3 separate regions of the Homo sapiens genome follow, and regions 1 and 2 are each linked to region 3. Evidence: chromatin contacts called from ENCODE Hi-C or POLR2A ChIA-PET data. All regions are on one chromosome and are shown on one strand. The core of a region is the stretch at or near the end of the contact, and the rest is flanking DNA. Distances in the headings are between cores, read along the strand shown. Region 1 overlaps LINC03099 (long intergenic non-protein coding RNA 3099). Region 2 has its middle 73 kb from the start of BCOR. Region 3 has its middle 180 kb from the start of LINC01281.

Evidence for each region. Hi-C counts contacts between places; a loop is a spot of excess contacts on that map. ChIA-PET counts read pairs that join two places held with the same protein, here RNA polymerase II (POLR2A). Pooled maps may share reads with other maps.
Region 1: a loop to region 3 is called in a pooled map, with 3 times the contacts of the local background. The contact joins two enhancer-like sites. A Hi-C loop is called at or near these places in 1 of 37 single-sample maps with no recorded cell type and 2 of 50 pooled maps. POLR2A ChIA-PET finds 5 or more read pairs at or near these places in 1 of 52 experiments (OCI-LY7).
Region 2: a map of OCI-LY7 shows a loop between it and region 3 (8-fold over the local background). The contact joins two enhancer-like sites. A Hi-C loop is called at or near these places in 2 of 168 maps with a recorded cell type or tissue (OCI-LY7 and chondrocyte) and 1 of 50 pooled maps.

Annotation. Positions count from the first base shown.
Region 1 is chrX:40,265,438-40,268,730 of GRCh38, reverse strand. All of the region lies in intron 1 of LINC03099 (long intergenic non-protein coding RNA 3099), which reads right to left. Among named protein-coding and RNA genes, the nearest start is that of LINC03099, 4.2 kb to the right of the region's middle. RefSeq lists enhancers at 721-770, 801-900. Within about 2 kb of position 1,555, at least 26 of the 41 ENCODE cell types and tissues checked have a DNase peak (open chromatin) inside an H3K27ac peak, as active enhancers do.
Region 2 is chrX:40,169,440-40,172,791 of GRCh38, reverse strand. It overlaps a transcript of BCOR not described here. Among named protein-coding and RNA genes, the nearest start is that of BCOR, 73 kb to the right of the region's middle. RefSeq lists silencers at 623-702, 723-782 and enhancers at 2,508-2,707, 2,290-2,980, 2,981-3,352. Within about 2 kb of position 1,556, at least 31 of the 41 ENCODE cell types and tissues checked have a DNase peak (open chromatin) inside an H3K27ac peak, as active enhancers do; they include OCI-LY7, where a contact is called at or near this core.
Region 3 is chrX:39,143,573-39,146,495 of GRCh38, reverse strand. No RefSeq gene overlaps it. Among named protein-coding and RNA genes, the nearest start is that of LINC01281, 180 kb to the left of the region's middle. Within about 2 kb of position 1,400, at least 4 of the 41 ENCODE cell types and tissues checked have a DNase peak (open chromatin) inside an H3K27ac peak, as active enhancers do; they include OCI-LY7, where a contact is called at or near this core.

The sequences.
Region 1 (3,293 bases), core at 306-2,805, 1.1 Mb before region 3:
GGCAAGAAACCCAGGCCTGCCAGCAGCCACATGAGTGAGTCTGGAGGTGGATCTTTCCCCGGCTGAGCTTTGAGATGCTCCTACCCCTGGAACACACCCTGATTAGTCTCCTAAGAGACCCTGAGCCAGAACCACCCAGCTAAGCTGCTCCCAGATTCCTGACCCACAGAAACTGTGTGAGATAATAAATGTCTGTTGTTTTCAGCCACTAAGTTTTGGGGGTAACTTGTTACACAGCAATGGATAAAATACATGGTAACATCGATAGCACAATTTTATTAAAAAATAACCGTATTTTCCAAAACAAACAAAAAAGTTTAGGGAGAAAAGTGGCATCGTTTTTACATTTTTGCAAACCTCTTTAATATCTGGCTTAATTGAAAACAGCTGCTTCCTCATAGGGGCTTGGGCATCCAATGCGTTGTGATACATTGTTTTGGTTGAAGAAAATCCAGCCTAATGGAGCTTTGCAGTTAGAAAAGGACAGTCTGAAAAGGGCTCAGGGAACCACAGGGATCCTCAGACCACACTTTGGGAACTGCTGACCTAGACAATCATAGACCCCAAAAGATTCTAATTCTAGGGCCCTCACTTCCCAATCTTGGTTTCCTGTTTGGGACCTTTGCCATTTCTCCAGGTGCCCAAGTGACTTAGTGGTGATGGAGGCCACCCAGGAGGTCTGGTCCCCTGCCAAAAAGGATAAGTCCTCTGAGGCCTAAAAGCAGAAGACACTGATGAACTAACCCTCAGTCTTGGCTGTGTCATGCCCAAGATGTCACACAGAGGGGAAAGGATGCCTCTGACATCCAAGGTGAAGGTTGAGGCATCTGGAGTCGGGGAGGGCAGGGGAGCTTGTTCTCTGCGCATTGACAGCTTCCGGGACACTGGGGTTTGCCAGATCCATGGGGATTTCCCCCTCTCCTTCCCTTTCCTGCGCGTGTCCCACTACCCCCAACCCCCGTGAAGTTTAGGGCCTGTTTTCAGCCGGAGCCGGTCTAATTTTCGCTGCCTAGTTGGTCAGAGAAACGCACGCAGCTGTAGCAAAGCATAAAAATAGCTTCCTCCGTGACCAATTTCTTCCCACTTCCCTTTCTCTCTCTCCATGCTCGCCTCCCCGTCCCCACCTTCTGTGGAAGCAGGAAGGTCCCTGGAGGGTGCCAGCACTATTGAGACATGCCATGCGCCCCAGCTTCCCTCCCAAACAACACATGTTCCTGATTCTATTTTGCCCTGGTCCCCCGCAGGCTCGCACAGGCTTCCCTGGGGACCGGGCGTTGTCAGATGGGTCCCCGCGGGCCCAGTGTCCGTCCACCTCGTTGGGCAGACTTCCTCTCCCGCGCACAGCCCCCCAGACATCTGCACGCCGAGTGCTCGCCAGCGGCACTGGGATCTGGGGTCCCAGCCTAGCCCGGAGCCAGCCAAAGGCCTGCCCGCGAGGGATCCGGATCTTCTGGCACCTTAGAGGTTAAATGGGAAGCCTCCAGCTGGAAGGAAAAAACGCCCCGGTGCTATGCGCGGAGGCTCCAGGCGGTGTCCCCAGCGTCCCGGGCTTCCTCTGCGCCGGGCGGCTGCGCGTCCCGGATGCGTCCGCGGCAGAAGATGGAATCCGAAAGTGGGCATTCGTCTTTCTAGTTTGGAAGCAGGGGAAGACAATCAAACCTGCAGCAGCTCAGCTCCCCAACGCGAAGGTCTAGCCAGCCTTGGGCAGGGGAGCGTTTCTAGAAATGTCTACACCCGGAGCCACCGGCGGGAACCAGGAGGGCGGGGTATGGCCCGCACCTGCCCTGCCTCTCTTCCCTGAGCCTTTGGGACCATGCGGGAGAGAGGACAGGCCACCTATCGTATTTCAGGAGTGGCTTGTAGGGTCCAAGGGCCGTTTGCCTCCCTCTACTGCAGTTTGGAAACAGAATAAACCGCCCCAGCAAAACCCGGCGAACTTGTCCAAACCACACAAAAGTTCAAACCACACAAACTCCAACTGGGCACCGACGCAGGACTGGCTTTATCTGTCCGCAGAGGGCTTTGCTCTGCCTCGCAATTGATTAGGGCTCCTGAAAACCACTGAAACAGTTTATCTCACCCACCCAGCCTCAAGCCCCCTGATGGGCTGGAGTGGAGCCTGGATTGTTCTGGCAGCCAACCCCAGACCAGCTTCCACCCAGCTTGGCGGCCCCCTGGGCCACCTGCCTGGTTCCTCACTCCACAGAGGGTCCCCATTTTGTGGCAGAAAATCGAATGACAGCAAGAGGGTGAGATGGGAAGATGAGGGAGTTGGATCTATGAGGGGAGAGAAGCATTCTGTCCACTGAACAGGGTGGGGGGGGCTTTCCAAGATCCCCCCTTTACTTTCACACCCTTTCTCCAGTTCTGTTCCTCTCCTTTCACGGCACCCAGCGCCCTTCTGCACGGGTGGCCCAGTCCTCCAAGCCCAGCCTTGTCTTTTGAACTTCTCCCCAAGCAACCTGTCCCTGTACAATTTACATCCTCTCAGTTGTTTTCTCTCGAAACTCTTAACTCAGGCGGCCAATGCCATGGCCATGAGAACATTCTTCACCACAGAAAGCAAGATCCTTTGTCAGCCTGTTCTTCATGGGAGGGGAAGGGAAGGTTTTGTAAATATCAAGTGGAGATTAACTGGGGGAGGAGTCAGGAATTAAACAACGTGCTTTTTTTTTTTTTTTTTTGAGACAGAGTCTTGCTTTGTCACCCAGGCTGGAGTGCAGTGGCACCATCTCTGCTCACTGCAACTTCCGCTTCCCGAGTTTAAGCGATTCTCCTGCCTCAGCCTCCCAAGTAGCTGAGATTAGAGGTGCACGCCACCACGCCCAGCTAAATTTTTTTGGGGGGGGCGGGGACGGAGTCTCGCTCTGTTGCCCAGGCTGGAGTACAGTGGCGCAATCCCTGCAACCTCCGCCTGCCGGGTTCAAGCAATTCTCTTGCCTCAGCCTTCTGAGTAGCTGGGACTACAGGCGCATGACACCACCCCTGCTAATTTTTGTATTTTTAGTATAGACAGGGTTTCACCATGTTGGCCAGGCTGGTCTCGAACTCTTGGCCTCAAGTAATCTGCCTGCCTCTGCCTCCTAAAGTGCTGGGATTATAGGTGTGAGCCATCGCACCCAGCTAATTTTTGTATTTTTAGTAGAGACGGGGTTTCACCATGTTGGCCAGGCTGGTCTGGAACTCCTGACCTCAAGTGATCCACCCACCTCGGCCTCCCAAAGTACTGGGATTACAGGCATGAGCTACCACGCCCAGCCTAAACAGTGCACTTCAACACGAACTAGTAACGA
Region 2 (3,352 bases), core at 307-2,806, 1.0 Mb before region 3:
CCTGGCTCCCGACGCGCCCCCGGGCTTCTCCCGCGGAGCTGGCTAGATGCCCGGCGGCGGCTCCGAAGCTCCGGGCTCCCCGCCGCTTGTCCCGCCAGCCCGAGGCATGGAGCCCCACGGCCCAGGACTGGAGAGCCCAGTTCGTCAGTCCAGGTTGGGACTGCTGGTTCCGGGTTGCTCACGATCACTCTCCCCTCAACACCCGTCCGGCCAGGGCGCGCGCGCAGACACATAAACACACACGGCTTCCAAGCGCGCAGCCCGCCTCCCGGGCCTCCGCTTTTCCTTCCTCCTCCCCGCTCGGGCGCTTCGGAAGCCCGTGGCGGTTGTGTGCTGCGCCAGGGAAGAGTCCGGGTCGGGGAGACCGCGCTGCCCTCTTTCCCCCCAAGGTCTGCGCGCACGCTAGTATCCTTAGGAAGCACAGTCAGGCTTGTGGGTTCCCATCTTCCCGGGAAATGACGGCTGCTGGCGAGGACCTGTTCGCTCCGTGTTTCGCAATGGCCCGGGGATCAGAGGAGAGGACCGGGCGGTGGGGCCTGCGCGTGGATGAGGGTGGCGGTAAATCCCCTCTCCCGCGAAGGTGGCTGAGCCTCCGGCCACCGCTAGTAGTAGTCTACCCTGCTCGTCTTGCATTGGCCGCAGCTTGACTCCCCTGCGTGCCGCGGGTCGGTGTGGGTGTCCCCACTCCCTCAAGCCTTTACTTTCAGCTCGCGAAACCCCATGGATCCGCGGCTGGGCTGGGCAGCGCAGACGCCCAGCTGCCCTCGCCAACCCCAGGCCCAGAGGGGGCCAGGCTGGCCTGGGGGCTGGGCGGCCCGGCTGCACTTGCCGGCGTTGAGAGAGGCTCTGTGAGCCGGAGCCGGCCGCCGAGCCGAGGGAGAGAGCGCATCAGCCCGCGCGCCTTAAGGCAGAACACACGCCTTTCCCGGAACCTTGAAACCCAGGGGAGCCGCTGCCATCTTCGCGTGACGAGCAGCGAGACGCCGGTGATTAAGTGTTTCTTTCCGGCTCCCTCTCCGGGTTGCGGCTCTCCTCCTTTCCACAGGGCTGGAAGAATAAAAACCTGGGGAAAAACCACACACAACTGCGCTCTGGTCTCGCTCGCCATGTCCGCACTGGTTTCTTAGGGTGCGCCCACGCGGGGCACCCCCTGCTCCCCTACTCCACGCCTGGCCGGGGTCGAGGGCTGCGTGCCTCGGTTTCCATCCGCTCTAGCGCAAATCTCGGAGTTTAATGGGGAGGGGGCACACATTGCTGAAGCCACCCGACCCCCATTCTCCTTACGCCCCCCCCCCATGGGGATTAAACCTAAACACATGAATCCCCCACCCATACCCGGGACTAATCCAGCCGCGCCTCCTGGGATTAACTCGGCTCACAGGTCCATAAAACACTTCCGGCGCGGCCAGAGGGTCTGTCTGCAGAAACACTTTAAAATTGTCCTCCCGGGCCTGGAGTCGGAATTGACTGGGTGGAGGGAAGTGAGTAAACAGACAGTTGTAAGAGACAATCCGTGAGGTTTGCAGGCTGTGAAAAGAGCTGCTTAAAATATGGGCTGTCGGGGTTGCCTCCAGCAGGAGGGTGGCCCGGGTCCTAGCAGACAGATCCAAGAAAAGGATGCAATATATTCTAAATGACATTGACCTGGAGGAAGGAGGGTGTAGGCAGGAGCAGGCTGGCTTCACATGGCTTCTGGCTCCAGTTCAGTGAGGAAGACTAGCTTCCAGAAATTTGTGGGGGCGAGTGGCCAGTCTCTTCATGTGTAAAATCAGAACAGTAACACCTACTCTGTCCCCCTCGGATGGGTTTCTGAGGACCAAAATGTGAAGGCACTTTGTAAATGCGGCTCAACCCTTCTGCTTCACTGTGGTTAATGTTCAGTCTCTCTTAGGTAGAAAAACCAGTGACTTGCTGATTAGAAAACAAAGTAGAAATCAGCCCTTTCTCAAATCTACGCAACAATGTTCGAGATAAAGGGAACCCAAAAGCAACCTAATATTTTGAACCTCCTTTTACATCATTTCGAGATAAGTTTCTGAAGTAATGAGAGAATCTTTGGAATGTTCTAAGAAAATCTGTCAAAAACTGGAGGTTAATGGGGAAGAAAGGGAGGCTTTAAATTGGGTCAAATCACATTTTAAGAAGGCTGGGCGCGGTGGCTCACGCTTGTAATCCTAGCACTTTGGGAGGCGAGATGGGTGGATCACGTGAGGTCAGGAGTTCGAGACCAGCCTGGCCAACATGGCGAAACCCCGTCTCTAGTAAAAATACAAAAAATTAGCCGGGCAAGGTGGCGGGCGCCTGTAATCCCAGCTACTGGGGAGGCTGAGGCAGAATTGCTTGAACCCGGTAGGCAGAGGTTGCAGTGAGCCGAGATCGTGCCACTTCACTCCAGCCTGGGCAAAAGAGCGAAACTCCGTCTCAAAAAAAAAAAAACCAAAACCAAAACAAAACCGGAAGAAGAATATAAATTTATAGTAGCTTCCTGGCTATATCCCCTTCTGTTAGTCTGCAGAAGAGATGCCCGTTGGTAGCCATTCCCCCAGCCCCAGGACCGAAGGACGTCTTGACTCAGGCTTGGTCTGCTAGGTGCAAGGTGTTGTTGGCGTCTGGGGTGGGGACAGTGAAGAAAGGCGATCATTTTGCTTTAAATGAACATCAGAAGACCCAGGCCTGCTACTGCGTCTTGAAGGCCTGGAGTTGTTAAAACTCTGTGGGAGGGGGTGCCTCGTGACCTCCTTCCTCGCAGATGGGCTCAGGCAGCGTGACCGGCCCCAGGTGGTGCCCAGGCGCGCTGGGGATGGAGGCCCAGGCTGCGCGTTCACCCTGCCTCGCAGATAGCGAGTAGGGGCCTCCGGCTGGACCGCCCACCGGCCTTACTCTCCCTTCCCTGGCCTTGGGGCCTTGGACCAGGGTTAACCCTGGTCCCGTCTCCACCTCATTGCCCCCCGTGCAGCGCCGTCCCCGCCCTGGCTCCCGGCCCAGATCCCGAGGCCTCCCTCGCCCAGCAGTCTCGGTTCTTCCCCCTCGTGATTCATTTAGCAGCGGTGCAGAAAGCCTGTTTACCTCCGCAGCCCTGGGCGACTCGATCTGCGTAAAAAGCCCCAACGCCAGCTCCGACCAGTAGGGGGGGGATTGTCCTATAGATTATTTCTCCTCCTGGTTTTTGTTTTTGTTTTTTTTTAAACCAGAAGGCTTGGTTGAAGAGGGGGTGGGGTGGCGTGTTGCTGCTGTTTTTTAAAACACCGTATTTGAAAGAGAAACAAAAGCCACACAAAAGCCGTTTAGGAGGTACCAAGACTGTTTTTACATATAAAAAGTGCAGCGAATACCAAGGGGCCCCCAACAGTGA
Region 3 (2,923 bases), core at 151-2,650:
TTACTTACTCGCATTTTACAAGAGCCATATAGTGTTTTTGGTTCCTCCCCCCTAACACCTGTTTAGTTGGGTCTTTAATCAGGCTTCTGTCCAGCCCTTAGGACTTCAGGTTCTCCACTGTGCCATGCAGCAGGCACCCACCCACGGCCTTCACCTTGGGCAGGACACGTGCTCATGTTTTGGAAGTTTCATGCCTGCCACTCAATTAACCCAAATTCATAAAATCATGTATAAAATGTGTGTCCTGGCTTTTTCTTCTTCCAGGCCCCCATCTCCCAGGTTTCTAACCCTGGGCTTAACTTCTCTAGGTAGACCTTCAATCTGCCATCTCTGGTGTAGCATGGGCACAGATCTAATGCTTTCCCACCCATTCTCTACAAGAACCTGTGTTCTCCCTGTCACAAGTTTGTCTTTGGCAGCCCTGGGCAAATAACCTCTCAGCTCAGCCAAGCTCTGGAAACTTTTCCAGGGACAGTCTGTGATCTGTTTTAGTCCTCTGCCTATTCCTTTGACTATTTATAAACTCCTTGAGTGTGGTGGGCATTCAATTGTGTTGCCTAGATCCCCCTTCAAGGAAGGACTTGATGTCCAGCTCTGCAGACAGCTTCCAGTTGTCAGCCCCTTCAGAGTCTGCCTAAACGCTGAGACTGGCCTTGTCATGTCCTTTCTGGGGTGGCCCATGTCTGGTTTAGTGAGCAAGGCAGGGCTGTAGAAACCTGGCCATTTTGGTCTGGTGTTGTACCCTCTGAGGACAGTCTTTGTTCCAGAGTTTGCCTGACTGGCGGAGGCTTCGTTGGGTCTGCATCACACACAGTTCCAGGTCCTTCTTTGCAGAGTTTTTATTTCTCCCCCTTCTTTTCACAGGTGTTGATCCCCCACAGACATCTCATACCCAGAACTCTGCCTCAGCATTTGTATCTGGTGATCACAACATGTAGCTCTGGATCAAGGGGCATGGCTATGCCTCTCTGTGTCCCTTACAGCACTTACCTGTGGGGTTTGCTTTAGAAGACGACTTGCAAATGTTTGCTGATTGAATTGCTGCTAGTAATTACTAACATTGAAGGAGTAGGCCCATGTACCTGGCACCAAATGAAGCAGGTAGATCATTTTACATGAATATATCCTTCAGTCCTCAGAGAACCCCATGAGAAAAGCACCATTATTTCTCCCTTTTTCACAGATGAGGAAACTAACGCACAGAAAGTAAGCAACGACGTGAGAACATGAGCCCAGGCAGTCTGACTCCTGAACCAAAACTCCTCCCCCCCATGTTGGAGCTAAGCTCTAGATGCAGCTGACTGTTGATCACTAACAGTTAACAGGAACCATATGGTGACACGAGGCAGTGTCAGAAAGCCAAAGGGGAACTGACACAACGTTGGAGTGGTAGGCATTCATGTGGGACTGGCTGGCTCGGAAACTTTCTGAGCCTGTGTCTTCCAGCACATCTGTCTCTGTTTTCTCCTCCTAAAAATCATGTCATCATGGACTGCCTGAACTAGCAGCAAACATAGCTTAAACTCGCTGTGGTACAAAGCAGGAGTAAGCCCAGAGAGGTTAAGGAACATCCCCAAGGTCACAGAGCTCGTTGGTTTCTAGCCCTCAAGACCAGCCAGGGTTTCCACCTCATCCCACTCCATCCCCTCTCCACACCACACCTTTCCCCTTCTTCCCCTCTACATCACACCCCAAAGCTCTCTGGTAGTTAGTTGGTGGATGTTGAGGCAGGAAGGGCACCTCCAACTTGGCAAGGCCAACTGTGGAGTCAGAAATCCTCTGCCTTCTCAGTCAGGCCCTCTTGCTGATTCAACTCCATCAGCATTCCAAGCACCTCTGAAATGTAAAGGCAAGGGGATTGCAAGAAGGGTAGTTGTAAGAGTGATGCAACAGCACTACCTCATTTTTATTGCTACCTTGCCCAAGTTCTATTATTAAATTTCTCACTTCCCCTTAACATTAAAACCTAACAGCACGATGGCAAGTGGTTAAGTGCTATGAAATCAAACAAGCCTTGGTGTGCAACCCACCTTACCTCTTTCTAGCAGCGTGACCTTGAGAAATTTACTGAAATTCTTTGAGCATCAGTTCCTTCCTCTGTACAGTGAAGCAAATAATGCTCAATAGTGACTTCGTAGGGTGGGGGAGGGATAAATGAAAGAATGAATATGGAAGACAGCACAGGGCTGCTGAACACAGTAAAGCTACTGTAACTTGTAGCCATTGTTATTTTTATTAAAGATACATAAGAGATAACATATGTGGCACCCAGTAATCATTAATCCAACATCCTCAGCAGGGAAGAACAAATCAGCACATGCATTAATTAGAGTTTCTCATAACAGAAAGGATTCAGCTGATGTGTGCAGTGCCTCTCAGGAGAGAGGCAGGACCAGACTCGCCATCTCTGGATCAGAATCTATCCTAAGGCAGTCCCAGGCCACAGAATCCCTCTTCTCCAAACTCATCACTGATATTGCACCTATAACCCTCATGATTCAGGTTTCCTTAAAGTGAGGATGAAGGCAGTATGACTGAATCAACAAGAATAGGGGTGGAAGGCTGGAGTGGGAGAGATATGTGATGTTTCAATAACTTGGTGGACTGAGCTAACAAGGACCATGCTCCCACTGCAAACACAGAGAGATATCTGATAAAACATAATGAAAAAGTAAATAAGTACACAGTTTGAAAAGGAGGAAGGAAGGAAGGGAGGGAGGGAGGGAAGGAGGGAGGGAGGAAGGAAGGAAGGACGAGCAGATGGAGGGAGGGTAGGTGCAAGGGAAGGAGGGAAGGAAGGAGGGGAAGGAAAGGAGAGAGAAAAAAGGGAGAAAGGAAGAAAGGAAAAATGAAAGGAATCCCCATATTTCAAAAGGAATCATCCATTTCAATCAGCAGCATTCATTGACTTAAGGCTGAAATG